2 separate regions of the Mus musculus genome follow, and region 2 is linked to region 1. A link is a loop called in an ENCODE intact Hi-C map of the cell type or tissue named here. Cell type or tissue: heart. All regions are shown on one strand.

Region 1 (2,500 bases):
CAATCCTCTTGCCTCAGCATCCTGAACACATGGGATCACAGGTGTGAGTCACAGTAGCCAGCTCTGTCCAGAGATTTCTGATTGGATTGTGTGTGTGTGTTCTCTACAACCACCACATCCAGCAGAGTAATGATCAGCATGCAATTTCGTTCAGCACGACTAAATAGCTGGTATTGGTCCAAACTGTGGGAATCTGACCTCGAGTAGTTTAGGCATATTAAAGCAGTGCACAATTTGGTGGAAACTTTCCTGGTTACATGTGCACAATGAAGCCCACATAAACCTCCTTGAAGAACAAAGTAAGCTAAATAAAGATCGGATGTGACTATGTTGAAATCCTTTGTAAAGTACCTGTGACACATTCGGTAGAGATGAGTTCTGTAGATTGAGAAAAATAAGCTCACGATAGGAGTTTTGGGGAGTGTCTGGTGTGGTCCCCAGCTCACTCATATAGCACAAAGATCACCGTGTTATTAACTACGTCTGCTTCCAGATCTCTGGGCAGGTAGCAGGGTGTATATCCCTTCCTTTGAAGGAACAGCCCTGTGTGTTTAACATTCCAGGTTCCCTAGTGTTTATGAGCACAAAGACCTCTCTGTGCCTCCCCCAGGGGCATCTTTACCTGCTCATTGATTCTTAATTGCCGGGCACTTCTGTCAGGCCTTGGTGAGTCTTCAACTTTTTTGGGGGGAGGGGGTGTCCTAATTTATCCTCGAAAAGCCCTCCGGGTCAAGTATCATTTAATACAAATTATTAGGGCAAATGGTCTTCTATGGCCAGTGCTGCCACCACCTGGGGTCTGCCATTATTTCCTTCCTTCGGTGTTTGAGTCCCCTGACTTCTGCTTCACACTCTCTCCTCAGCCCTTTGGAGAAGCTTCACGGAGCCCTGTAGGCTCAGGTAGACCTCTCCCACATGCAATTTCCCACCCGAACCCTCTCATAACCATGACTCTATGCTGTGTGCCATGTGGGCACCGTCCACCATGCCCCTGTGTATTATTGTCCTCACCCTGCCTTCTCCTTATCCTCTGCCCTTTCTTTCAGGCCGGGTGCAGTGTTGCAGGCTCCTCAGTAGGTGGCAACCTTCACAAACAGAAATCAGGCAATTTCTCAGCTGCCAGAATAGTTACCTCAGCTGCTCTTGCTCCCTAATTAGAGACACTTGCTTCCTCTGAGCTGCAGAAGCTGCTCCCAGTGTTATTGTTCTGGGAGGGGGCGGGGGCAATCTGAGTTGTTTGAGTGACCCCACTTTCTGTCATCTCATGCTTAGACCAGAAAATGGGGACTCATGCTCTTCACTGTTCGCTCTCAAGAACACGGAAGCACCTTCTCTCTCATGAAGTATTCCAGCTTTGGTACAGAATTTTTGTTTTGAAGGGGTGATAATGATCTTTATCATCAAAGTAATGGAAAGGAGAAAATATTTTTTGAAACACAAGGCTACACCATTAGATGTAAACAAAGGCATGAAAAAAAGAACAACCCACACACATTATTGGTGATTCTGTCTCCAGTTAACAAGAAGAGAGAGTTGAAATGGGAAAATCAGAGATTTTTGGTACTTGGGAATTTGCTGGAGCAATCAAAGGCATTATGGTTTAGGCCACTCTGAGGTCTCACTATCAGGTCTCTCTGAGTCTACACTATCAGGCCACTCTGAGATCACACCATCAGCTCAATATGAGGTCACTCCTACAGTCCACTCTGAGATCACACTTACAGTCCACCTGAGATCACACCTACAGGCCACACCTTCATGCTACCCTTTAGCTCTATATCTTCACCATCTGTTGACAGGCACTGAAGGAGTCTGGGTAGGCAAGTGGGTGTGCTTCCTTTCCTCACTGTGCCCTCCAGAACGTTGGGTCACTGGTATCAATTTTACCTCCAGGGATGAGTTTCCTGGGTCATCTGATGCCTAGGCCACTTTCCCTTCAGACAGTCTTCAGCAAGAGATCTGATCAGTGGAAAGGAACGAGACTGGCTTTCAGCCAAGGAAACGTCCACTTCTAAGCGTACACTGTGGTCTTCAAAGAACACTGTGGGAAGGCTTGTTCTCGTTTTAACAATGTTTTGATGACCTCAAGCAAGAAAGTTCCTTTCTTAGTCTTATTTCAGAGCCCTTGGCAATGGAGTGATAGCTATTCTGGGGCCACTCTGTGGATCCTTGGCTCTATGTGTTTTTGGCATTCCTGTGTTGTGCATGCACTGTTTAGCATGTGCGTATCGAATTACCTGGGTGTCATTCCAGGCAGGTTTAGTCTATCCTCTCATTTGTTCTTTGAATCAAAGGCAATTTATTCCTGAGAATACTTGTGTCCGATCTGAGAAGGGGTGATCCCAGTGGTCTCTGAATACCTAGTATATGCAGTGATGAATCTTTGGTTTCTGTTGAACTTACAGCATCAGACCTCAGGACTAGAAACCTAGTTTCTTCTTGTTAAGATAAAACTGATTGACCAATAGGAAGTAGTGTAACTGGACTTCTAGGGCACTGA
Region 2 (2,500 bases), 540 kb after region 1:
GTGTTCTCAAAACCAGAGCATATCATGCTGTGTCCTCTGCTGACTTCAGCCCCAATACAAACCAGGATCCGTATATATTATTATCGATTAAAGGGAATACTGAAGGTGGCCATAAAAGAAATGGGAAAGAGATATACCAAAGAGAGCCATGGTCAAGGAAAAGGGGAGGAGAAATAGAGTCTAGAGGGCCCCTCTTCAGGAGGCTGGCTGTCCACCATTGTGTGCAAAAGGTAAAAGGGTTGGGAGCAAATGGGAGACCTGAGTGCTGGCCAGACCTTGGACTCCATTTTCCATCTTCAGCATCTCTCTCCATGTGAACCCTCACTCCCGACCCCCAGCCTCATGCTTTGGGTAGCCAGGAGAACAGGGCAGGTGCAAGCACAAGCCCGGAGGGCAAAGCTTCAAGACCTGCCGTCTTAGACCTCCCATCTGGACACTCACAAGCTGGTGCCTGGAGTCCTTGGTATGCTTTCAAAGCAGCCTATGTTTGCTACCCACTGGAACATAAGAAAAGACATGTCCTCTGCTTCGGCATTGCCTGCGTGATACCACTTGGCAGCCCTTCAGGATTTTATGACAAATAGTAATGAATAATTAACTAATCATTTGAGCTGCTACCAAAAGCCTGAAGACAACAGCATCGCCTGAGCTCAGCACCACCCAGAGGGACCGTGGCAGTGCTCCACTCTTTATAAAGGCTGGCCAAGACTCCAGCTCTCTGATGCCTCCTGCCAGGTTGGCAGGAGACATATCAGTCTTCCTAGATCTGCTTGTCACCAGGCTGTTCACACAAGAGGGGCACGGATACAGCTGAGGGTTTCTCCACACTGCCACACTTCTCTGTGAGGGGTCAGAGTTTTGGGGGCCCAGAAGCTCTGGAAGCTTCACTAAGTAGGCATCCCTGCCTGAGAGTGGAGAGGGACATTTGGCAGTGTCTTGTGACATTTTGATCAGCAACTAGTGGGCAGAAGCTAGAGAGATGCTGCTAAGCATCGTACGGCACACAGGACAGACCTTGACAACAAAGAAACCAGCTCTCCTGGATGTCCACCCTGCAGCAGAGTAACAGAAGGATGTGCCACTTGACCAAGCCCCCATGTCATTACAGTGAGGCCAAGACCAAAGACACTTGGGCTCCCTCGAGTGGTGAATAACACTATGACAGCCAGGAAGCACCCCTAGCTGCAAGAGGTGTGTGTGTGTGTGTGTGTGTGTGTGTGTGTGTTTCAATTATGCCATCTTATCCATCACAAAGTGTGCATCAGTTAATGGTGACAGTAATCTTGATGAATTATTAATGAGCCATTTTCTTCTCTCCATGTTGTTAATACCAGTGCAGGCGTCTTTGCATTGACACTGGATTTCCTTATGATTAACCAGAAATATGTTCTTCCCATTTAGTTTAGAACAGTGCTTGAATATGAATCTGTGTGATTCCTTTCTGGGGTTTGTGTGTGTGTGTTTAATTTTGATTTTTGTTTCTTTTTTTGTTTTTGTTGTTGTTGTTGCTGTTCTTGTTGTTGGGTTTTTTCCCCCTTAATGGAAACATCAGAGTCCCTGTCATGTTCTCATTTCCCTTTTGGAAAGAGAATACTAGCGTTCCTCAAGGGGAGAGCACACAGGGTGGTAGGCAACTGTACGATTCTGTTTCCCCATTTCCATCTCATAAGGCCACTCTGTAACTTTCTCTCAACATATCCCCATTTTTCATTAAACTTGAGAGAAAAGTTTCTTTCACTGACTTAAGGACCTGCCAACCTGTGTCTAGCTTCACACTGTAGGACATTGTGTTGTCCTTCTGTCTAGTTAGCCAGCCAGATTTCTCATGAGGAAGCTGATTCCCTTCAACTTTTGATCCAAAGTAAGGAGATGTCTGAGTCTTCTTGTGGGAATTCTTAGCACTATTACAACCAGAAACGGTGGTGGGGTTAAATGAAACCGGCACATGGAGATAGGGTTAGCTCTGAATGTTAGTACCCTGGGAGAATCTCACAGGCTGAAGCCAGTGTCAGCAGGACTGCATTCCTTCCAAAAGCTTTAGAGAAGAGCCTGTCCCTTTTCATTCTCCAGGGTCAACAGCCCTCTTCTTCCCTTTCATCTCATTTAAAGACAGTGACAGCAAACCTCTGTGGGCATTACTCAGAAGCCATCTTTCTATCTTAGATTTTCTTTTTAAATCCTTTAGTTACTATACTCACAAACACCTTAATAGATATTGCTAGATTTAGTCCTGGGTTGTTGTAGGTTTTCTTGCTATCACCGTAAGCTATTTTTAATTTAAATTATTATCAAATTGTTATAACAGAGTTCATATCTATTGGTTTGTGTAGAAACTGTATCATTATCTGAAAATTAGCATTTCAGGAACCACTGTGGTCAGCCTTGGTGACAAATGAATGTGTTATTCTCTGTCCTTTTGGCAACTGCCGCCAGGCTTTGAACATGATTATAACTGAAAGTATAGTTAAATACCATACCTTGCATAAAAGTATAGTTAAAT

The links. Peaks named below come from ENCODE experiments on the same cell type or tissue, not always from the same donor. Only the 100,000 strongest peaks of a DNase experiment are listed, where the experiment ranks them.
Region 2: it touches region 1 in a loop (5-fold over the local background); 8 of 42 quality-filtered maps call a loop at or near these places.

The regions. Positions count from the first base shown.
Region 1 is chr4:83,182,073-83,184,572 of GRCm38, reverse strand. All of the region lies in intron 1 of Gm46887 (a long non-coding RNA gene), which reads left to right. Among named protein-coding and RNA genes, the nearest start is that of Gm46887, 3.2 kb to the left of the region's middle. In heart, a CTCF peak has its summit at 1,066; no DNase peak of the experiment used is centred here.
Region 2 is chr4:82,641,818-82,644,317 of GRCm38, reverse strand. No RefSeq gene overlaps it. Among named protein-coding and RNA genes, the nearest start is that of n-THgtg10, 23 kb to the right of the region's middle. In heart, a CTCF peak has its summit at 1,116 (motif pointing left); no DNase peak of the experiment used is centred here; H3K27ac peaks cover 270 bases.